5 separate regions of the Homo sapiens genome follow, and all the other regions are linked to region 5. The links are chromatin loops, found by intact Hi-C in ENCODE. Cell type or tissue: A673. All regions are shown on one strand. Region 1 has its middle 60 kb from the start of MIR548AD. Region 2 has its middle 110 kb from the start of LINC01320. Region 3 overlaps LINC01317 (long intergenic non-protein coding RNA 1317). Region 4 overlaps LINC01317 (long intergenic non-protein coding RNA 1317). Region 5 has its middle 25 kb from the start of LINC01317.

Evidence for each region. Hi-C counts contacts between places; a loop is a spot of excess contacts. Peaks named below come from ENCODE experiments on the same cell type or tissue, not always from the same donor. Only the 100,000 strongest peaks of a DNase experiment are listed, where the experiment ranks them.
Region 1: a loop joins it to region 5, with 6 times the contacts of the local background. A loop is called at or near these places in 44 of 110 quality-filtered maps.
Region 2: it touches region 5 in a loop (9-fold over the local background); 8 of 110 quality-filtered maps call a loop at or near these places.
Region 3: it touches region 5 in a loop (5-fold over the local background); 2 of 110 quality-filtered maps call a loop at or near these places.
Region 4: it touches region 5 in a loop (5-fold over the local background); 12 of 110 quality-filtered maps call a loop at or near these places.

Annotation. Positions count from the first base shown.
Region 1 is chr2:35,408,731-35,413,730 of GRCh38, forward strand. No RefSeq gene overlaps it. Among named protein-coding and RNA genes, the nearest start is that of MIR548AD, 60 kb to the right of the region's middle. In A673, CTCF peaks have their summits at 1,919 (motif pointing left) and 2,120; a DNase peak (open chromatin) is centred at 1,901.
Region 2 is chr2:34,568,303-34,573,302 of GRCh38, forward strand. No RefSeq gene overlaps it. Among named protein-coding and RNA genes, the nearest start is that of LINC01320, 110 kb to the right of the region's middle. In A673, CTCF peaks have their summits at 2,380 (motif pointing left) and 2,584; a DNase peak (open chromatin) is centred at 2,359.
Region 3 is chr2:34,010,365-34,015,364 of GRCh38, forward strand. The region is part of intron 4 of LINC01317 (long intergenic non-protein coding RNA 1317); the gene reads left to right. Among named protein-coding and RNA genes, the nearest start is that of LINC01318, 54 kb to the right of the region's middle. In A673, a CTCF peak has its summit at 2,528; a DNase peak (open chromatin) is centred at 2,557; H3K27ac peaks cover 652 bases.
Region 4 is chr2:34,090,085-34,095,084 of GRCh38, forward strand. All of the region lies in intron 4 of LINC01317 (long intergenic non-protein coding RNA 1317), which reads left to right. Among named protein-coding and RNA genes, the nearest start is that of LINC01318, 25 kb to the left of the region's middle. In A673, no CTCF peak of the experiment used is centred here; no DNase peak of the experiment used is centred here.
Region 5 is chr2:33,678,926-33,683,925 of GRCh38, forward strand. No RefSeq gene overlaps it. Among named protein-coding and RNA genes, the nearest start is that of LINC01317, 25 kb to the right of the region's middle. In A673, a CTCF peak has its summit at 2,580; DNase peaks (open chromatin) are centred at 2,226 and 2,646; H3K4me3 peaks cover 654 bases; H3K27ac peaks cover 1,250 bases.

The DNA of each region.
Region 1 (5,000 bases), 1.7 Mb after region 5:
ATTAGGACAAATGCAATCAAGTTGAATACAAGAGTATAGTTTGGCTAAGAACAATTTTAAATCATTAGTTGTCTTGCTTGTGAGGCCCAGCTCACTTTCAATTTCCTTATTCTATGATATGTGAATAGAGTACCTCATGTTTATCTTGAGTTTTGCTTTCCAAAGTTTTAGTTACCCATTGTCAACTGCAATCTGAAAAAAAGGTGAGTATAGTACAATAAGATATTTTGCAAAGAAACAGAGAGAGATCATGTCCACCTAACATTTATTATGGTATATTGTTATAGTTGTTCTCTTTTATTCTTAGTTATTGTTATTAATCTCTTACTTGCCTAATTTACAAATTAAACTTTATCATAGGTGTGTATGTACAGGAAAAAACTGTGTGTGTGTGTGTGTGTGTTTACATTTCAGCACTTTTTCTATGGTTTTCAGATGTCTGCTGGGGGTCTTGGAAGGTATACCGTTCTGACAAGAGGAGACTATTGTATGTGCTCAGAGTTATTTCTGAGCACCTGTATTGAATACATAGTCCAGTACTTCTAAAATATCTGTGCCATTTCTTCCCCCTAGAAGGTTGGTTAAGAGTTGGTTCAATTGTTATTTGAATGAAAGTAATAAAAGATAATGACAGTGACTTGTCATTTTCTGAATATTAATAATATGAACATGTATCGACAGCTTAGTATATGTCAAGGCTTCTGCTCATTTAATATCTTATTTTATCCTCCCAGGAACAGTATGAAATAAATACTTATTACTCTTTTACAAATGAGAGAGACTTAAGCTCAAAGAAAGTAACTCGTCTAAAGCCACATGGTTACCAAGTAAGGAGTCAAGACAAAAACTTAGTGTCTGTATGGTGTTAAAAAAAAGTATTGAATGACACTTGTAACAACATGGTAAGAAATACTTTATTTGGGACCATCCTGATAGGTATAGGGACCACTGAAACAGGGTCTTGCAGTGGTGAAGAGAGATTGGACTCAATTCTGAATACAGCATGAGTACGTGGGAATTTATAACCAAGGATCAGGTTGGGGGTCAGTGGATGAAAAATTACTAAGAGAAAGTCAGAGGTGATATGGTTTGGCTCTGTGTCCCAACTGAAATCTCATCTTGAATTGTAATCCTCACAAGTCAAGGGAGGGACCTGGTGGGAGGTGACTGAATCATGGGGACAGTTTCCCCCATGCTGTTCTCATGATAGTCAGGGATTTCTCAGGAGATCTAGTTGTTTGATAAGTTTCTGGCATTTCCCCTGCTCTCTCTCTCGCCTGCCACCATGTAAGACACGCCTTGCTTCCCCTTCATCTTCTGCCATGATTGTAAGTTTCCTGAGGCCTCCCCAGCCATGCAGAACTGTGGGTCAATTAAACCTCTTTTGTTTCTAAATTATCCAGTTTCAGGTGGTATCTTTATACCAGTGTGAGAACGAACTAACACAAGGGGTAAGAGGGATTCTGCCTAAAGTGACCTAACAGTATTCTTGCTGAAGACAAACCAGGGTAATTCGAATCACCTGGGGATAGTGGAAAATGAGGAACCTGATCAGATGTAAAGGGAGATCAGATATTAGGGTGGGATGTCTTGACAAACTGACTTAGCAAAGTCAGTTAGAATTGGATTGCTAAAATTGGATTTTACAAGGCACTACACCGATGTTCAGAGAATGTTCAGGAGCCTGACTAAGGTTTGGCTAAGCAGAGAATCTTTGTCAGTAGACGCAGTGCATTTTATCACTAGACTATCGTGTTTCTTTTAAAAACTTAATATGAGCAAAAATACCTGAATTATCACTGGAGAGCTTGGAAAGATGTTTGTCTTTTTTTATCTCAATCTTCTATCCTAGTTCTGGTATGAACTTCTGGGGAATCTTTCAGGCTCTGCGTCAGTGTGCTGCGCCCCCTGCTGGCTGGGGGATCCTTCTGCGTGTATTCTGACCTTGCTTTCTTTTCTCATAAAGTTCCATTTTTGCAGAGCCCACATATTTGTTTCTGAATTAATATTAATCATCTGATTATTTATAATTAGAAAGCTATTATTATAATGTCAGCAGATAGTAAGTGTACAGTGAATATGATCAGTTAGAACTGTTATGTTTTAACAAGGAATATAAGTATTTTAACAGGAAGCTATGGTTCCTTAATAGTAGAAATAGAACAGAACATGTAGAATCTTGACACAATATTCTCTCTGAATATTTTATTTCTAACTTATTAAGATAATTTATTAAATTTAATTATAATAAATTAATTATTCCTGGAAATAGTAATAGTCTTATTTTGTTTAATACTTAAAAATTTTCAAAGACAGAAATTCTAGTTTCCTATAAAAAATATCTGGAAGAAGTTAACTAAAACAGATGAAGAAGACATAGCTGGAGACGGAGGAAATTATAATATAGAAAATACAGTGCCCTTTTTATTTCCATATTTGAGTAACCTTTTCACTCTTGTGATTTCAATGATCTTGTGAGGCCTAAAGTATAGAGATAAAGGTCATGGTTGACTTCTGTTATAAGAAATAGAAACTATTTTATCTTAGAGAAAGTATCATGCTCTGTCAATATTTTTACCATAACACCCCTTAAAGGGTTCAGAGAATCTAGAACAAGCTGTCACATGCTACTGCAAAACATCTTTTCATTATCTTCATTTTAACTTTAAAGTTAATATAAACTTTACATTCTACTTCATGTGAATGTAATAAATATATCCTTGCCAGCCTCCTTGCTGTATCATTTTCCCCTTCTTGAATTCAAAATACAGTAGTGTAACAGTACTCTAATCCTTGGCTTCTATCTTTTCCAATGGACTATCCCAAAGCAAGCTCCAAGCTTAAATTCATTTTATACTGTTTATTTACCTGAAGATAATTTCTGTATTAGTTTTACTCTCTACCCTAGGTTTCACACTCATGTATCTAATATGCTTCCTGAGAGCTGCACTTTAACATCCAGCACATATAAGTAAAATATACCTACAAAAGAGCTCTTGACCATTTTACCTTTTATCATTACCCTGACACTCTTTCCTCATACCATGAAGTTATGTTATATTGAGAGTTTACTCAATATTCAATCCAACATTCTTTGATATTTTTTTTCTTCTCCTATTCCTTCATTTCTAATCGGTAAGTTTACTGATTCTAAAAGAGTGGCATCAATAGCTAATATATTTCCCGCTTGCTATGTTTCAGACTCCGTTCCAAGTGCTTGATAGAGAACATTTTATTAATCTTCATAAAACAGCTAGGAACTATTATTCTTTATGTGATAAGGATGAGAAAACACAAAGACACATTAAAGGATTTGCCTATGTTGAAATTTTAGTATGATTTAAAGCTAGATCTTAAACCCAGCCACTTTTATTCCAGATTCAATGATTTTAGCTACTACACTCTACAATCTCATATAATCTACAGTCTAATCAAGCATGTTTACTTTCTTTATTTCTGCTTCCCAGCACAGTTATCTCTCACTTAAATTGTTGTAATAGCCCATAAGCAGCCTCTCTGTTGACACTTTTTCCTCCTCCTCTCTGTTCCCCGACTGAGCAAGAATATTTTAAGCATATATCCTGTGACTTCCCTTTTTAAAGCCTTTTGAAGGCTTCCAACTCCACTTGGAATAAAGTCCACACTTGTCAGAAGACCTGCCTAGAGAGTCTTACATAATTTATTTTCTGCCTAACACTTCAAGTGTATCTTATGCCTACTGCCACTTCCCCTGACTCTACCTACCACAGTGCCACTCTTTTCTTTCCTTGATTAGCACTACCATTTCTCCATCTTCAGTCTTTGTACTTGTTATTTTCTCTCCTTACCAAAACTCTGCCTGGCCTGCTTTATGGCTTTTTGTCATTCTTCAGATTTCAGTTCAAAAACAACTTCCTCAGAAATATTTATCTGCCCAACTTAGGTAGAGGAGACTCATACGAAATACCCAGACTGTCATGTGTTATTTGCTTATTTTTCTTCCTTGCATTTATAATTATCAGAAATGATTTTTGAAATATAATTATGTATTCATTATCTGGATCCTGAAACTAAAATGTAAACTTCCTAAAGGTAAAAGCATATCAGTTCTAGTCATGATTGAGTCCTCATTGCCTAAAATGTTCTTCAACTGCTCATTTCATGAAATGGAACTTTTAATGCTAAATGTTTGGTCAAATAAAAATATAAAATTGAAGATGTAGGCCAGGCACGGTGGCTCACGCCTGTAAGCCCAGCACTTTGGGAGACCAAGGTGGGTGTATCATGAAGTCAGGAGTTCGAGACCAGACTGGCCAACATGGTGAAGCCCCGTCTCTACTAAATATACAAAAATTAGCCAGGTGTGGTGCCTGGTGCCTGTAATCCCAACTACTCAGGAGGCTGAGGCAGGAGAATTGTTTGCACCCGGGAGGCAGGGGTTGCAGTGAGCTGAGATTGCGCCACTGTACTCCAGCCTGGGTCACAGAGCAAGTCTCTGTCTCGAAAAAAAAAAAAAAGAAGAAGATGTAATGTTTTATTTTAAGACATTTTGTTTTCAATCAGAACTATAGGCAAGTAGAAAAGAAATAAAGAAGGAAAGGAAAGGAAGGGGAGGGGAGGGGAGGAGAGAGGGAGGGAGGGAAGGAAGGAAAAAGAAGGGAAGGAAGAAAAGAGGAAAGGAAGAAAGCCTTTATTATTGTATTTTCTGATTTCTTAAATTCTCTGGCAGAGCCTAATGTGCCTCTAAGGATAATCAATCCCTAATTTTGGAGGCTTGGACTAAGAAAGTAAAATGGTGCCACAATAAACATACGTGTGCATGTGTCTTTATAGCAGCATGATTTATATTCCTTTGGGTATATACCCAGTAATGGGATGGCTGGGTCAAATGGTATTTCTAGTTCTAGATCCCTGAGGAATCACCACACTGTCTTCCACAATGGTTGAACTAGTTTACAGTCCCACCAACAGTGTAAAAGTGTTCCTATTTCTCCACATCCTCTCCAGCACCTGTTGTTTCC
Region 2 (5,000 bases), 890 kb after region 5:
TTTTTTTTTGTTTGTTTGTTTGTTTGGCATGGAGTGTACTCTTTTCTCTGATCCTTTATTAGAGAAACTCTTATTTTTACTGAGAGATAAATCTCAAATTAGAAAACATCTAAAAAGTGTTCTTTAATCTCCCTGGACCAGATATAACAGGTGAGTTTCCCTAGGAAGCACACTCTAACACAGAGACTTGCATGTAGGAAGTTTATTGGGGATGTGTCCTTAGAATCGATACTTGTGTAGGTGGAAGGGCAGAAAGGAAACAGTACTGTCCAGAGAGAAGTTGAATTATGATGCAGTCACAACAAAGGGCTCAGCCATTTCTATGAGAAGCTCTGGAGCTAGCATGACCCTTCAGGGTTTTTCTGAATTGGGACAAGGGGACTGGGCCTTTATGCCTCAATACTGAGAAGTGACTGTATGTGGACTGTGCCAGGAAGAAATGTGACATGGGCAAGCCCCAGGGCAAGTTTTAGAGAGGGACTCAGCTGGGAGCTGTAGATAACTCATATTTTATCAGCTGAGGGAATAAGTCCCTTCAGTCCTTAAAGCAGAGACTGGGAGGACCTGAAAGCAGAATGCCATAGCATCCACCATACCAGAGGTACCCATGCCTCCTGCTCAGACCTTTATTATAGAACTTGGCAGTTTGCACAATGGCTACTTGTTCCCATTTCCTGTTCACCACACTAGGCTGTTTTTGAATGAGTGAGTTTGGGAGTTGGGCTTATGGATCAGGAGAAGGTGTGGTATGCATCCCAATGCAGTAAAAGTAGCTTGTGCTAGCCCTACCTTCATTCAGTATAAAAATGTAACTACTTCTATATAACCGATGGATAGCATTGATCTACATATTTGATTACTAGTTTTAAATAAGATTGGCTTCTGTTTCCCAATAATTAAAAATGTGATTAAAACTCCACAAAGCTTTCAATAGGTGATATTTATGTTTCTCCTTAATAAAAGAATTAGCTTTTTAATAACATTAGTAGAATACTAGTGTGCACTTATGAGAAAGAGACACTTTGTCATACAAAAATTTGGGCAAAAGAATGGAAAATAATATTAGATGCCTTTAGTGCCTCGAAACATACTTAGATTCCCTCTTGCTTCTATAAGAAAACATTATTACACGATCAAAGACATATATTGAAAGAAAAAAGCTGTGGCTTTTGAATGCAGCTCATTTAGTTCTGTTCATTAGATGCTAAAGTATAATTAGTTCATTATTATGAATGAAACTGTTCAGGAAATGTAACAGAGTTTTCATAGAAATATATTTAGCATAGCATGCAATTAGTAATTTACGGTTTATACTATTCATCATCAGTCAGTTGATGTCAACATTAAAATTTCATCTTGAACACTGCCTGGCTTCTCTTTGTTTAACTTTAAACTTGAAAGTTAAATTTTAGATGTTTTATTCCTAATTATTAAGTTTTAAGCAAATGATTATATAACTATGAGGTACCAAAGTATTTATGGCCTGAAGCTCAGAAATAATTTGACAAACCAAGGGACACCTGGAGCTACCAGAAACTGGAAGAAGCAAGGAAGGATTCTCCCCAGAACCTTCAAAGAGATACCGTGACACCTTAATTTTGGACTTCTGGCTTCCAGAACTGTAAGAGAATAAATTTGTTAAGTCCTAGGAAATGAATACAGATTTCTATGCCCTCCTAAATGATTGTTTTTAAATAATTAATCAATACTTATTTATACAACTTCCCTCTGTGATATTTGAGGGTTTGGGGGCTTAGAGATCAACCAGCTCTATGTTAACAAGTTTTGGGGCTGCTAGATCCCAGAAAGCCAGCGTACACTTGCTGGGCTCGCTGTAGCACCCAGGGAAACTGAAGCAGCCTGGCACAGGTTTTTACATTGGATGAAACAGAATTCAGGTTTGTAGTGAGTTCTTACAATTTTATGTTGCCTCAGCATCCATTTTAAATATAGATTGGATTTTCTCATATCAGAACTGGGGCTTAGTCACCCTTCAGTTTCCAGTTCTCCACCTTCTCCCAGTTCCTAAAGGTGGTCGACCCAGATATCTGCCTTATAAAACTGCCTCCTGGTGACCATCTCCCTATGGGACAGCTAGATACAACCTATACGACTTGCCCCATTGACCCCCACACGCTGCATGGACTGAGCAGATAGGCTGCAGTGACCACCCCTCAGTTACAGCGTGACTCCATGGAGCTCCTGTCTGCTTGCTCTAAATCTACCAATTAGAACTCTCCAAAGGAAACCTTTGTGGGTGACACCCTGGATCCCAATAAAGCCTCTGGCCCATAGGTCTCTCGCTTTCTTTCTCTTGCTCTCCACCTTCTGGTTGGGCTCACATGTCCAGAGCAGCTTCCCTTTCCCATAGGCTCTACGAGGTCTGCTGCCCTCTTCTGTCTGTGATTTGTAAGCAATACTGTTTCTGTTACTTCATGTGTTTTGCTGTGCTGCCTCTTCTGTGTCTCACCTGACCCGCACTCCCAAACTTAACTCTCCTCCTGGTCAGGGCTCCCCTAGAGGGTGGCTACCTTGGTAGGAATAAACTGGACATAGGTCAAAAAATAGCTGTAAAGGTGTCTGCCAGGATGAAAAAGTTTTCTGTGCAAGGCATACCTGGTCATGGATGAGACACTTATGCATTAGGCCATCCACCAGAAAGAAAAAGTGTCCCATGAAAGACACGTTGTGAATATCCATGATCACATCCCCTGGAGCCCCATCAGGGCAGGGCTATAATTATACCCACTTTCAAAAGAGACCTCAAGACCAAATCACAGGAAGTATACAAGGCTGTTTGTAAATCTCATCCACAAACTGGGACCCCACATTTTTCTCCTTCAAAACAAAGTTCTCCACACTTTGATTAAGAATACTTAGCTCTGCCGGGTGCCATGGCTCATGCCTGTAATCCCAGCACTTTGGGAGGCTGAGGCAGGCGGATCGCGAGGTCAGGAGATCAAGACCATCCTGGGTAACACAGTGAAACCCCGTCTCTACTAAAAATACAAAAAATTAGCCGGGTGTGGTGGTGGGCACCTGTAGTCCCAGTTACTCGGGAGGCTGAGGCAGGAGAATGGTGTGAACATGGGAGGCGGAGCTTGCAGTGAGCCGAGATGGCGCTACTGCACTCCAGCCTGGGTGACAGAGCGAGACTCCGTCTCAAAAAAAAAAAAAAAAAAAAAAAAGCTCAAGTGTTTTATTTTAGAGGTGAAGAAATTAAAACTCTTAAGCTGTAAATATGTATCCACAGTAACACCACGGTTAATTTTGGGCCCATGTATTCGGGTTCTTACTACTTTCTACACCCCATTGGCCCATTGGTTAGGAGGACAATTAAGTCTGATACTGAAACATAAACATTGGTAGCTCAATCAAGTATAATCACTTATATTTGGAAAACAATATTTGTAAATGTGTATTTACATTTATCTTTACACGTTTTCTACTTTCAAACTTTATGATGTTAACTGCGACACTATGAAGATTAACAAAACACGTAGATTACCCTTTACACACTCTACATTTTTGCTACAATCATGATATTTAATCATTATAATAACTTCAGATAAAGTCATTTTCCCAAAGTAAATGGCAGGGCTGGAACTCAAACATTTACTTTCTAGCTCCCAGCCCATTTTTTTCCCTACTGGAATAGCAGCAAAATGTAGTACAAGTAGGGTGACCATGTAATTAATTGTTAAAAGCTGGGTCATTTTAAGAGTGAAGGAAGCATTATTTATAAATACACTGGGACAAGTGGTGTAAACCAGGACTATGCTGATGAAACAGAATATAAAAAATAAGAAGTCTGGGAGATTACTTCGTTTCTTTTAAGCTGAATTTTGAACATTACAAAATTGTAATTTTGTAATTACATTGAACCCGCCAACGTCCTAGTATGTAATGCAGTTCTGATTAAGAAAAAGGCATCTCTTTAAGTTATGCACTGGAGCATTCACTCTCAACACTGTGGTGGAAGCAACAATGCATGCCAAGATAGAGCGTACTACAAATATTTGTAAGAATACCTTGAGTGCTCCTTGAGAAATCAGACTTAATGGGAGATACCCATAATTTTTTTTAGGTTAACTCAAGATGTGGTCCTCTCAGTAGCTATGCATTTTGTAAAGTTCTTGCTCTCTTCTTCCAGCACAGTTGGGCTGATTTTCCTTTGTGATTCTTAAATCCTTCATGCATACCTTTTTAGAGTACTGAATTTATTATACTGTATTTTTTTAAAAAAATTATTATGTTTTGCTGTGCAGAAGCTCTTTAGTTTAATTAGATCCCATTTGTCAATTTTGTCTTTTGTTGCCATTGCTTTTGGTGTTTTGGACATGAAGTCCTTGCCCACGCCTATGTCCTGAATGGTAATGCCTAGGTTTTCTTCTAGGGTTTTTATGGTTTTAGGTTTAACGTTTAAATCTTTAATCCATCTTGAATTGATTTTTGTATAAGGTGTAAGGAAGGGATCCAGTTTCAGCTTTCTACATATGGCTAGCCAGTTTTCCCAGCACCATTTATTAAATAGGGAATCCTTTCCCCATTGCTTGTTTTTCTCAGGTTTGTCAAAGATCAGATAGTTGTAGATATGCGGCATTATTTCTGAGGGCTCTGTTCTGTTCCATTGATCTATATCTCTGTTTTTGTACCAGTACCATGCTGTTTTGGTTACTGTAGCCTTGTAGTATAGTTTGAAGTCAGGTAGTGTGATGCCTCCAGCTTTGTTCTTTTGGCTTAGGATTGACTTGGCAATGCGGGCTCTTTTTTGGTTCCATATGAACTTTAAAGTAGTTTTTTCCAATTCTGTGAAGAAAGTCATTGGTAGCTTGATGGGGATGGCATTGAATCTGTAAATTACCTTGGGCAGTATGGCCATTTTCACGATATTGATTCTTCCTACCCATGAGCATGGAATGTTCTTCCATTTATTTGTCTCCTCTTTTATTTCCTTGAGCAGTGGTTTGTAGTTCTCCTTGAAGAGGTCCTTCACATCC
Region 3 (5,000 bases), 330 kb after region 5:
GGCAAGATCCTTCTGTATAATCTACCCAATGCTAAGTGGGTCATGAGGATATTTATTTTCCCCAGTGGGAACAGGCATTATTCTATGCCTGTCTTGCGTGAATGTTGGGCGCAGTTAACCACTAATCCTTTTGGGGGCTTCTTTCCTTAGCCTCAATGCATTTGCTGATCATTACTCAGCTGAACGCTGAGGAGGTCTCTTTCCAAATGTTAGGAGTTCCTCCTCTGTCCAGTTTTCTCCTTTCTTGTGCGTTGTCTTAAGAACTGTAGCCACCTTCACAGACTTTTAGCTCCATTTCCTCAAGTCAGATGGTTCATTGTGCTTTGCTTAGGTTTCTTCTACCTGCACCATAATTTAAAACCTTTTAAGAACATAAGCTGAGTAATTATATAGGGATCACCTTATTTGCTTTCTGTTTTTTCAGGGATCACTTTCCTTCATTTCCTGACATACGACATTGTGAAAATAATTTTTAAAGAATATTTTGCCTTTTGTTCAGACTAGAGCATGAATTTGGCCAGATTAGAAGTCCTCAAGTGAACTGAAGTCAGATTTCAATATTGTATACATTTTTCAACTTCTTTGTTTATATCTAATCACCTCTCAGGAAGGGGATTCATCTTAAACTTGTGCATATTCCCTGTGATACTGTATTTGCTGTAAATTTACAAATGTCCTGATATAAGAAATAATGATAGCATAGGAGTAACTTGCAATTAAAAAATGTGTGTCTATCATATGATGTTTAGTACTGTTCTCTTGGGTTTACTGTATTTTTATCTAGATTCCTGTAATATAAGAAGAAGGGCTGGACCAGTCTGACTTTGAGTGGAAGGTGGGAGTCCGAGGGCCTGGAATCCTGGGGTTTAAACTAAGTCAATAATCAGGTAGAAAAGTTAAAGTCCAAATGGTAAAAGGAAAGTCATGAGAAAGAGATACAAGGGAGTTCAGTGACTGGGATTCAAATCTCGGTGAGAAATCGAGTGTGGAAGCTGGAAACAAGGAGAGAGTGGAGAAAAGCAACACTGTGAATATCCTGAGAGATATACTGGGTGTAGATGGCCCTCCCCTTGAAACTTAAAAAAAAAAATAATCTGCACTTTGGGAGGCCGAGGCAGGTGGATCACTAGGTCAGGAGTTTGAGACCAGCCTGGCCTATATGGTGAAACCCCATCTCTACTAAAAATACAAAAGTTAGCTGGGCATGGTGGGCCTGTAGTTCCAGCTACTCGGGAGGCTGAGGCAGGAGAAATAGCTTGAACCTGGGAGGCAGAGGTTGCAGTGAGCCGAGATGGCACCACTGTATTCTGTCTCAAAGCAAGACTCTGTCTCAAAAAAAAAAAAAATCATCTGGCATGGATATGGTGAAAGGATGAGTGAACCTGACATAAAGAGATAGAAGTATGATGGAAAATCATTTACAGCACATAACTACAACAAATTCCTCTCTCAAATCTGTTAGTGTGGCTCTAATTACTACATTAGGTCTATAAACTCCGCCGCCATCCTGCTTATTCACAGTGGTTTCCTGGCTTTGTTGCTTTATAACTAAGATATATGTAAACATAATAAACACTCACACAAAACATCTGTCTCAAATTGGTTCTTTTTCTTTGTAAAGAAGCCAGAAACTTTGATATGATCACAGTAAAAAGATCATACTGTTTGTTATACTTAGGGCTTTTAATTACCTTAGCAAGTGTTTTAAATGAATAATAAGTTTACAATTCAAACAGAATACATAAGGTTGTAATTTCTTAAAACATATTTCGTGTTGATTTGTTCTTTGTACAGATATAGCTTCTAAATATAGTAGCATCTTGATAGGCTTTAATATAATTATAAATTTGTATTATTTCTGCCATCCGTCACATTCCATAAAAGCCAGATAAAAACTTCTGAAAACCGTTTAAAGTAATGATAGTGCTATGTTCTGGCACTTTACTGAAGGTCATGCAATGCATAATCTAATTTAATACTCACAATAATGCTATGAGGTAGTTATTACCATTTTCTAGAAGAAACTCCGGTTTGGAAAGTGTAAGTATCTTGTCCAAAGTTGCAGTTATCAGGGAGAGCAAAGTCAGGTCTGTTTGACTTCAAAATTCTTAATCACTACTTTGCTCTTATTTCTCCCTCTTTCTCATTTTCTCTTTCTGTCTGTTTTGTTTGTAGAGGACTGAGCTGCAAACTCAACAGGCTTCTCAGTGCCCCACCTTACTATCATCTTACTTAGCCACAAGACCATCCTAGAATCTGTTGTTGGAATTCATCAAACGGGCTTGCCAGCTTTGTAAAGAGTTTGGATGAATTAGGAGGTTCTCTGTCACTCCCTGTAATGCCTTAGAAACATACTTCAGGATGATATTGCACAGGCAACCCATAAAAATTAACATAACACAATATGTTTTCTTTATCTCTGCTGTTGTAAAGTTCAGATTAAATTTCCTTTTAATACAACCCAGTAGAAACCAAATTTTCATTGTTTATTGGACAGGAGAGAAGCTTGAGTCTGTGGGCGCTGCCTCACGATGACTGACGGGGGCAGCAGAGGGCTTTCCAAGTGAGCTTGCACAAGGCCAAGTGAGAGAAGCATCCCTTGGCTATGTTGGAAGTAGCGGCGGGGGGAAGGGTGAGTTGTGGCACGAAAGGTTATCAGGAGTCATGGGAAGAAAGAGAAAGAGAGATCAAGTCATGATTGTAGCTAGGCCAGGTATGAGAGACTTGGAGAAATTGGTAAGATTAGAGTTGAGGATAATAACCAGTTGAATAGACAAAAACCCCATTTGTAGATACAAGGCTATCTGGCCCTATCCAGCTTCAAGCTATAAAGTGCCATATTTATGGCTTTTCAAAATCCTTCATGGTGTCTCTTAGGATGTTATAAATTTTGTATTTATTATGGTTATTATGTTCATTTAATATATCTGTTTATATTATTTAATTTTCTTACGTTCTAGTAAAAATCTCACAAATTCTCATAAAAATCCTATGGTGGATATTTATCCAAATGTTACATAGAAAGAAACTGAGTAAGGTCAGAACATTTGGGGTTAGATCTCAGGTCGAATCCAATCTCAGATACCAAATTCTCCCTCAATTTCTCATACCTTGACAATTTTCTTCTACCTAAAGATTATTTTTGTAACTAGGAAATGTGAAGAAAATCAATGCAGTGATATTTCAAAAGCCCAAATTCTCTAAATCTATTTTCGTTTACTCAATGTTCTTTAGAATGCATTTATTGGAATGAAAATCTTTTCCTTGGAGATTGAGTTCTTTGGTGCACAATTTAAATCATTTTATTATTGAATTATCTGAGGGTAATATGAGAATAGTAGATGTTATAAGACTAGGGATTCCCTAATAGTCTCAGTTGCAGAAATGTAAATGACCCTGAGAGCTTCAATAACTCATAGAATTGTCACCTCATTTTAGGAGCTGATGCATGTTACCATATAAACATGACATATTAAGCTGAGATGAAAAATTGAAACAGCCATTTATACATGTTCAAAGTGTTTATGAAGTTGCATACTAATATATTGGTTGGTATATACAAATTTTAAAACAGTTTAAACATATTTAAAAGTTTATTTTCCAGTATAATTCTAGAGGAAGGGCTGGCATTTGTGGAACCCTGATTTTCTCAGGGTTTGATTGAAATATTGAATTCAGCAAAACTTGAAAAGGTTAAAAGTCAAAAGTGATTTTAGTGCTGGCGTAGCCATAGACCACACATTAGGATGCTCTGCCTAATCTCAACATAGCCTTTAGGAAAATAAAAATATATAAGTAAAAAGAATGTGTGTGTGAAACAACTACTTTTCAAATGGTTTAATTGTATACAGGGAAACCAACAATAGAATTTTCCCTTAAGTTACCCAGATATGGCAGTTTTATGCATACATTGTAGGACTCTGCTTAGATTGATACATTTTGCTTAGATTAAGGCTATGTAAAATTAATGGATGGAATCTTCAAACCTAATCCTTGGGTTAATTCTGTTAATTTTAAAATGTTAATTTAGGCAAATGCTTTGCGTGTCTGTATGTGTATCTGTGTGTGTATGAGCACATGAGTTTAATGTGTCCTGTTCACCTTTGCACCCCTTGCCTAGCAAAACTCTCAGCGGGCTGCTTTCACTTAATGTTTATGAACAAAACTATACGGTTGTAGGAAAATTACATCGATTTTTGCTTTGTAACAATGACAATATCAGCTGATAAAATTGAAGAGTCAGATGAAGATCAGCAAATCCAAATTCTAGTGTATCATTTATTAACCATGTGACTTTGGGAGAGCCATGCAACTTCTGCTTTTTCATTTCTACCGTGGAATAATTATAATTCTTTACTCTAAGGATGGTTTAGTGCAGCAGTGCACAACCTTTTTGGTACCAGGAACCAGTTTTGTGGAAGACAGTTTTTCCGTGGACCAGGGTAGATTGGGGTGTGGTTTCAGGATGATTCGAGTGCATTACATTTATTGTGTACTTTATATTATTATTACATTATAATATATAATGTAATAGTTATATAAGTCAACATAATGTAGAATCAGTGGAAGCCCTGAGCTTGTTTTCTGGCTATTAGATGGTCCCTTCTGGGGATGATGGGAGACAGTGACAGATCATCAGACATTATAAGGAATATACCTTAAGGTATTAAAAGCCATCTATGACAAATCCACAGCCAGCATTATGCTGGGGAAAAGTTGAAAGCATTTCCCTTGAGAACTGGAACAAGACAAGCATGCCCACTTTAATCACTTCTATTCAACATAGTACTGGAAGTCCTAGCCAGAGCAATCAGACAAGATAAATAAATACAGGGCATCCAAATTAGTAAAGGGGAAGTCAAACTGTCACTTTTTGCTGATGATATGATTGTCTACCTAGAAAACCCTAAAGACTTAGCCAAAAAGCTCCTAGATCAGATAAATGAATTCAGTAAAGTTTGAGGATACAAAATCAATGTACACAAATCAGTAGCTCTGCT
Region 4 (5,000 bases), 410 kb after region 5:
ATTTATTATTTTAGAAAATAATAAAGGCCTAAAATCAATTATTTAAGTTTTCAATTTAAGAGAAAAAGAAAAACACCAGACCCAAAATAAGTACAAGAAAGTAAATAATGAAGTACTAAAATTATTAAAAAGGGATGAGAGAAATCAATGAAGCCAATACCTGGTTTCTCAAAATAGCAATAAAATTGAGAAATGTCTAGTTAGATTGAGCAAGAAAAAAGAGATGACGTAAGTTACCGTATCTGAAATAAAACAGGCAGCTACTTATCCTACATACATTAAAAATAATAAAAGAGGCTGGGCGTGGTGGCTCACACCTGTAATCCCAGCACTTTGGGAGGCCAAAGTGGGCGGATCACCCGAGGTCAGGAATTTGAGACCAGCCTGGCCAACATGGTGAAACCCGGTCTCTACTGAAAATCCAAAAAATTAGCCAGGCATGGTGGCAGGTGCCTGTAATCCCAGCTACTCGGGAGGCTGAGGCAGGAGAATTGCTTGAACCCAGGAGGCGGAGGTTGCAGTGAGCCAAGATTGTGCCACCACATTCCAGCCTGGTCGACTGAGTGAAACTCCATCTCAGAAAAAAATAAATAATAATAATAAAAGAATATTGATAAAAATGTATTCATTATATTTAAAAACATATACAATTGGTAAGTACCTTGAAAGGAACAGGCTACCAAAATTAATGCAAGAAAAAAATTAAATGTGTTTATATTTTAGAAACACCTGTAGGGCCAAATGCTTCATAGGTGAGTGGTATAAAACACTTAAGGCATGAATTATACTCATTTTATATAAACTCTTTCAGAAAATTAAAAAGGGCAAGCTTCTTAACTTATTTTATGATACTAATACATTAGTCTCCCCCTTATCTGCAGGGGTATGTTCCAAGACCCCCAGTGGATGCCCAAAACTGTGGGTATTACCAACCCATGTGGTTACTGTAATATGATTGTTCACATACATGCATACCTATGATAAAGTTTAATTTGCAAATTAGACATAGTGAGAGATTAACAACGATAATAATGGAACAGTATAACAATATTTTGTAATAAAATTATGTGGCTGTAGTCTCTCTTTCTCAAAATATCTTATTATACTGTACTCACCCTTCTTGGAATGATGTGAGTTGATAAAATGCCTACACGATGAGATGAAGTGAGATGAATGACATAGGCATTGTGATGTAACATGAGGCTGCTGTCATCTGCTTTGGGTGATCCTGGGTCATCAAGCCATGATGATGTTGATGGTTGGATGTCAGAAGCAGATGTTGATGTCTAACAGGTGGGCAGTTTCTACAGAATGGATCTGCTGGACAAAGGGATGCTTCCTGTCCCTGGTGGAACAGAGTGGGATAGTGAGAAGTTTCATCACATTACTCAGAATGGCATACAATTTAAAAGTTATGCATTTTTTATTTACCGAATTTCTGATTTAATATTTTTAGACCACAGTCGACCTCCAGTAACTGAAACTGCTGAAAGCAACACCATGGATAAGGGGATACTACTGTATTATCCTAATGAAAAACCAGAAGGTAGACATTATGGGAAAAGAAAACTACTTAATCATATCCCTCACAAACATTAATGTTAATATCTTTGGTATAATATTAGCAAAATAAATCCAGCAATATATAAAAATGATAATATGCTAAAACTAAGTGGAGTTTATCCAAGGAATGTAAAATAAGATTAATATTTAAAAATTAAGATTCTAGTTTTATCCAAGACTGAATAAGTTCACTACAGTCTAGCTCTGTATCCCACTCACTGAAATGAAAAAATTCTGGAAGGAAAACACACACACACACACACACACACACACACACACACACACCCATCTCTAGCTGGGAAGTAAACAACAGTAGACAGATGGGGAGGGAGCAAAAATTAATGAGTGACCATAAATGGGGTAAGGCTAAACCTCAGATATATCTCTTTTCCTGGACAATAAAGAATACTATAAGCAATTCTATGTTCATAAATTTTATAACTTCAATTGAAGGGTTAGCAAACTGTGGCCTTTGGGCCAGTTTAACCGGTTGTGTTTTTATAATTAAAATTTTGTTAGAAGACAACTACATGTTAATTTATTGTCTATCGCTGCTTTCATGGTACAACATCAGAGCTGAATGCTTGTGATAGAGACAGTATGATCTGTAAACCTGAAATATTTACTGTATGGTCCTCTATCGGGAAGATTAGTTCACCTCTGACTTTCTTTCAGGGTCAATCTTAAGTCAGATATTATGGAATTATTCTTGACTTGGTATCAAATCTATCAGCAAATATATTGGTTCTACCTTCAAACAGAATCCAGAACTCAAATATTCCTCTTTATCCTTACAGCTAATCTTCTGTTCCAGACCACAATTTGCTCTCACCTGAATTATTGCTGCGCATTTCTCTACGGTTTATGTTGGTTGGTTTGCTTTCTTCACTACACCTCTGCACTCCTTATTAACCACTGAGAAGCAAAACTGATTTGTTTGAAATGGAATTCTGCTCATAACCTTCCTGTGTCTTCCCAGTTTGCTTAGAGTAAAAACCAAAGTCCTTACAATGTCCAAAAGACCCAACATAATACTCCCATCTACTTAGCATCTCTACATCCAGCATTTGATATATCTTATTTCCTGCTCCAACTCATTTCCTGATACTCTTCCTGATTGACCCACTTTAGCTCCATTGGACTCTGAGCAGTTCCTTGAAAATGTCAGACCCTCTTCTGGTCAGGTTTTCAGCACTGTGCTTCAGATTTCTACTCAAATGTCATACGATCAGTGATATCTTTTGTGAGCACTCACAGTTACAGTGTTATCCTCCAAATCCCCACTCTCCCTTCACTTTACCTTGTTATATATTTTTTTCAGTATTCATCACCATCTAACAATAAAAAATATTTATTGATGAATATAGAAGCATATATAATACTTGCTCGAGAAAAAACATTTAATATTGAGAAATTTTTCAATATATATTCGGAGAAATACATGCTCCCCTGAATAGTCCCCAATTCTGTAAGTAAATTATATATATATATGTGTGTGTGTGTGTGTGTGTGTGGAAAAGGATGTATAGGTTTACCAAGATTTTACTTCTTTGAGGAAGAATGAGTGGTTTTGCTTTTCTTCTTCAACTTTCTACAGTTAGTTTATTATTTTATAAATGGGCCCAAATATTATAAAAATGCAAATGTATTAACTGAAAAAGGTGGTTAATTGAGAGAACTCTTTATCTTAGTCCTTCTGTTTGGCATTAGGAACAGATATTTATAGGGCCCTGAGTTCAGGGACTTCAAACAGCAGATATGTTTCCAGACAAGCTATTCTTGAATGTGTACTGCTGAGGAGGTACTTATTTTAAGGGGCTGGAATATGGGTTGAGGACATCACATTATCTGCAATTGTCTCTTTTTTTTTTTTTTTTTTTTTGAGACAGAGTTTCACTCTTGTTGCCCTGGCTGGAGTGCAATGGCGCGGTCTCAGCTGACTGCAACCTCTGCTTCCCGGGTTCAAGGGATTCTCCTGCCTCAGCCTCCCAAGTAGCTGGGATTACAGGCGTGAGCTACCACGCTCAGCCAATTGTCTCCTCTTTTTAAACCTATGTTTAGGTGTCTAATCATTCAAACTATCTTTCAGAGGGACGTAATTTTAATAATTTAAGATCATTCAAATGTAGCAATTCACACTCCACATTAATTTGATAATTACTTTTGACAAGATTACAAATTTAATTATTTAAATACATGACTAGACTTTTGACATGTGTAAACTGTGGATATATTATTCATGCCTCAAGTCGTCTTCCTGTTTTCATCAGGGCTTCAAATAAACCAAAGCCTTAACACCACGTGGATTGCTTTCACTTCTAAATATATCTATGTGAAAACTTCACCGACCACAGCTAAACTAGGTGTTATCAGCTAATTGTACTGTCAATTTTAGATTAACAGATTCCAGGAGAAGGTGGGAAAGTCTAATAACCCATGGCTGAGAAATTTGTTTACATTTTTTCACCTTCTGAAGAATTAGTGAGCATTGTCTTCAGAGATGTTCCAAGTTGAAACAGCATGTATGTCCTAAATAGAATAACAACTTTTTAAACAAAGTGAGTTTACTTCAAAGAAATGTACCTTTGTGAAAAAATAAATGGAATTGTACAATTTTAAAGTTCACTAGCCACTAAAATTACTTGTCACTGTATAGAAGAGTCATTTAGACGTCTCACTCATTTGGTTCCATAAGATCTGATATGAAAATACATCGCCAACTCTTGTTTGAATTCGAACAAATGGGTATTTATTTACTACACTACCAGCCACAGAATTTGATGACCCTAGTGTTACGGGAAGTAGAATTTCTAAAGTTTTCCTTGGAAAACTCTTTCTTGGTCTAATTTTTGCAGACACATACATTTCTTGGAAGTTTTCTGGCCGCTTCCTCTAATAAAGTGATAACTGCTATAATCTCTCTATCTCTATAGCCTCGTGGCATCTAATATCTGTTAACTCTTGTTGTTGAATAGTCTACAAATTCAGATGTTTTCTCCACAGAACTCCTATGTCCTGCCACAAGTCTCCCTTCCTCCATTGATTTTTGTGTTCATGGTAAAGGGGAATCTCCTGACTAGAAGTGTAAAATTAGCCAATTGTTAGAAGTAATGAAAATAAGTAGAATAGATTCCTTGTCCAATGTTGACTGGGAACCTAATGATGCTTTTGAAAGCCTGCAGGAAATAAGGGATAAGCTCTTGGCCAACAGACCTTGGAAGGGAGAAATAACTTCCATTGGCAGTTGGAACAGATGGTATCTTTATATATATATATATATATATTTTTTTTTATTATACTTTAAGTTCTAGGGTACACGTGGGCAACGTGCAGGTTTGTTACATAGGTATACATGTGCCTTGTTGGTGTGCTGCATCCATTAACTTGTCATTTACATTAGGTATATCTCCTAATGCTATCCCTCCCCCTCCCCCCAC
Region 5 (5,000 bases):
AGTTATCTAGTCCCTAGTTCTATCTATCTGTCTATCTATCTATCTATCTATCTATCTATCTATCTATCTATCATCTCTATCTATATCTATCTATATCTATCTCCATCTATCCTATTTATCATCTATCTATTCATCCTATCTATCATCTATCTATCTATCATCTATTCATCCTATCTATCATCTATCTATCTATCTATGGCTATACACCATGAAACTAATTTTCTATTATGGGTTAAAGTTTCTATCTTTTCACATTAGGTTAGAGTTGTGCCAATCACCATTTTCTCATTAATCTTTTTTTCTTTTAATTCAATACTAAATGCAATATCAGCCAACTTGTCACTGAGATTATGCCATTTTAATCCCTGAATCTCAGTGCCTCCCTGCTTTCCTCCTCATCAATGCTTCAGATGCAGTCAGCATTTTGTCAATATAATTTTGTTCTCATATCCCAAGATATGTTTTCTTATTCTCTCTGCACCTCCTGGAAGTCTGTTCCTCATTTCATCTGAAAGCCATGCTTCAATCTTTCTCCACTATTTCCCTTCTTTAATGCTTTAAAAACATCACCTCATATCCTGGATTTTATTCCATACCTTTTATAGCTCATTCTTTTTTTTTTTTTTTTTTTTTTTTTGAGACAGAGTTTTGTTCTTGTTGCCCAGGCTAGAGTGCAATGGAGCGATCTCGGCTCTCCACAACCTCCCCCTCCCAGGGTCAAGTGATTCTCCTGCCTCAGCCTCTTGGGTAGCTGGGATTACAGGCATGTGCCACTACGCCCGCTAATTTTGTATTTTTAGTATAGATGGGGTTTCTCCATGTTGGTCAGGCTGGTCTTGAACTGCCGACCTCTGGTGATCCACCCGCCTTGGCCTCCCAAAGTGCTGGGATTACAGGCGTGAGCCACTGCACCCTGCCTCATTCTTAATTATTTAGAAAATGTGGGCTATTAAGCCTCAACCAACTGGCATATCCCCAGTCAGTGCTAACACTTCTGTTACATACAGATGAGGATTCACAATTGCAAACATCTCAAAAAAGAATTAAGGTACCTACACGTGCTTGCATGGTGGGTTCTTTATGTGCAACTGGTTCTAGCCCATGAAATATTTTATCAAAGCTACAAAGGTGATCTCAGAAGCTAGAGTTTTATCTTGTGGGGTTGAGTTATAGACCACATCCTCTGGACTGGCCAGTAATGAATCATTCTTTTCATACATTCTTAATCTATAACAGCTTCTCTACCTCCAATTAGAAAAATAATTTGACAGGAAAAAGATACAGAATTTTGGGAAAAGTTTGGCGAAAGCATATAATCAAGGCTGGTTACACAACTTGCTGAACCCAGTGTAAGATGAAAATGCAGGGCCCTTGTTTAAAAATAAAAAAACTTTCCCTTTTCTTCCACAATCTCTCTTGGTCTGTCACAGTGTCTTTTATTTGCTACTTCATGTTGTACTGCCTCAGGCACGGGGACACTTGAGGGACGCCATCCTGTGACTTATGCTTGTGCCCACCAGCTGCCGGGGTCCCCCTCCCACTAGCGCCAAACCACTGAGAGAAATCTGTTTCCCTTTCCTCTGGAACATTTGCTTTAACCAACAGTGGACAGGTGATCCCCAAGGGATTGCAACCTCCTCACCATGATACATAAGGTACCTGGATTGGGTTAGGCAAAAGCCTAGCCCCCCACCACATCTCCTACTAAGTGTGCTGTGGAGCTGCCAGCCCAGAAAGAGGACCTGGCCACTGCCATGTCCCTCCCTGACATATGGGCAAGTGCGTTCTCATATGCATGACTCTGAAGGCTCCTCATGCCCATACCCAGGCCTCCACTGCAGGTGGAGGGTGGCAGCACTAGCTGAGTGGTGATGGGAATGGAAATGGAGGGTTGGGTGGGGCTCAGAGCACCCTGGAGATAAGAGCCTGGCAGGCCAGAGTCTGTCCCAGGAAGGCAGTGGGAGGCAGGACTGCTCTGGAGCCAAGGCTTCAAGTCCTCTGGCACATGCTCGATTGTGCCATCAGACTTTACTTACAAAAAAACGAATTGGAAGATAACATTGGTAAGAATTTTAAGACAAAGACTGCAGCGCATTAAACCCCAAACGAGAGGCTGTTATGAATGGGAATCCCTGGGCGGCTGCACTGGCAACTGGCCCAGGAAGCAGCCCCTGCATGCATCCCTAAGTCCTGGTTGTTATGTACAGCATTTCACACCAAGATAGAAAATCCTTTAAAATAAAAAGTAGGGACGATACCATAACACATTATGTTACTCTTCACGAGTGGCGGTGCTGCATATTCATTGAGTCTCAGAACCCCACAGTATTCAAAGCGGCAGCATATGCGAAAGTATTCACTGAATATTGAAACAGCAAGAAAACAACCCAACAACAGGATCGAATCTGAAATTAAATACATGAATGAGCATTCATTTAGCCAGTAAAGTTTATACACTAGGCAGAGATGCCAATTTTACACACTTATGTTTCCTAAATCTGAGAATATTTTTACAAAGAATGGTACCACTTAGGTTATTTTTTCCCTAGTGAATTGATCATTGTTTAGGAAGTAGTAGCATTTACATATGGAATCCACAAGAAGGAGCTCTGAATTCATTTTAAATATCAGGATTGGAAGTTTCTGTCTCAAGTATATCCGTGGAGAGTAGGACTGTCTTGAAGTATAATTAGTTCCAAGACAGAATTTTATCAGCTGAGTCTTTGGGGAGTGATAGTATGTAAACACTTATTAAAATGGTGGGAGGGAACACAAATTCTGCATAAGTCAATTTAGATAGATGCAAATAAAACCAAAGACTTTCTGCCCTCTGGGATTATTTGTTCCTTGGTGGAAGATATACGTCATATGCTAGATTTTCATCCATGTTAAGAGATAGCAAGAAAAGAGTAAGGATTATTTTGCAGCTTACAAGTGGCTCTGACAAACAAAGATATAAACAGTGTAGCTCGCAGAATCTGGTATTTCTCCCAGGGCACGTTTTGGGGGGTGAAAACATTTCTATATAATTGAATATATGAAAATATTGAGTTTTATTTTTATATATTAAGTTCTCACACCACAAAAGCCTGGACTAAAGTGTATTACGGGATGTCTTGTACAAATATAAATAAGTAAATAGTGTATTGTAAACAGGTAAGACAAAACAACAGAATAGTTTATAAGACATATATTGAATCGCAGGCTGTTTTTCTACCTCTGTTCTGTATCTATATAAAGCCACCTAGTCTTTTAAGCAAGCTGGAGAAATAAAAAGTGTCATATAGGAGTGAGGAGTATGCTGGGCAGCACCTGATGATACTCAAAGGGTGTGACCATGTCTTTAATCTTTCTTCTTGGTTCCCCAACCTGGCTTTGGGATAAAGATTGCATATTTTGCAAAAATTGGCTGGCTTTAACTGGCAAGGCTAAGTATTCGAGATTTTGTTGGTTATACTCAGCTGGGGAGTTTGGGAGATTTTTTTTTTGTACCCTTGTTACAAGGTTAATAGAAATGAACTGAGAAGGAGTTATATTGTTTGACATTGGCACTTTCCAAATAAAGGGTTGGGTTAGACTCAGATGGCAAAATACTAGAGGTCTTTCCTGGCAAATAGCACCACTTGCTCTTCTACTACCATTCCTTTGCGTTGCTTTTTTTTTTTTTTTCACCATCTGGCCTTATGGTGTGTATTTATTTGCTTTTAATCTGTTCCCTCCACTGAAATGTAAGCATCATCCTGCACACAGTGATTTTGCTCTGTGAGCCTATCTCTAGAATGCAGAACTGTACCTGGCACAGAGGAGGTACTCAATAATTATTTGAGAAATGAATAAATGTATAATGTACATGATTTTTAAAAAATTGGACTTTTTATTGAGGTCAAAATATATATAAAATTCGCCATCTTTATTGTTTTAAGTATACAGTTCAGTGTTAATAAATGTATTTATATTCTTTTTAAAAAATTCCTTTAATTCCTCCCTCCTCCATACCCTTCCTAGACTTTGGTTACCACCATTCTACTCTCTGTCTTCATGAGATCCGCTTTTTTAGCTCCCACATATGACTAAGAACATGCAATATTTGTCTCTCTGTGCTTGGCTGATTTCATTTAACATAATATCCTCCAGGTTCATCCATGTTGTCATATGGATGTACATACACCACATTTTCTTTATTCATTCACCTGTTGCCGGGCACTTAAGTTGATTCCATATCTTGGCTATTGTGAATCATGCTGCAATAAACATGGGAATGTAGATGTTCCTTCAGTATACTGATTTCCTTTCTTTTGAGTATATACCGAGCAGTGGAATTGCTGGTTCATGTGGTAGTTCTATTTTTAGTTTTTTGAGGAATTTCCATACTGTTCTCCATAGTGGCTGTATTAATTTACATTTCCACCAACAACGTATGAGGATGCTCCTTCTCCACATCCTTGCCAGCATCTGTTATTCCCTGTTTTTTGTTTGTTTGTTTTTTATACAAGCCATTTTAACTGGGGTAAGATATCTCATTGCGGCTTAGATTTGCATTTGATGGTTAGTGATGCTGAGCATTTTTCATATACCTGTTGGCCATTTGTATATCTTCTTTTAAGAAATGTCTGTTCAGATCTTTTGCCCATTTTAAAATTAGATTATTTGTTTTTTGTGATTGAGTTGTTTGAGCTCCTTATATATTCTGGTTATTAGTTTCTTGTCAGATGGATCATTTGTAAATATTTTCTCCCATTTTGTGGGTTGTCGCTTCACTTTGTTGAATGTCTCCTTAGCAATGCAGAAGCTTTTTAATTTAATATAATCCTATTTGTTTATTTTTGCTTTTGTTGTCTATGATTTTGAAGTCTTATACAAAAAATCTTTGCCCAGGCCAATGTCCTGGAGTGTTTCCCCAATGTTTTCGTCTAGTAGTTTCAGAGTTTCAGGTCTCAGGTTTAAGTCTTTAGTCCATTTTGATTTGATTTTGATGAATGATGAGAAATGGGGTCTAGTTC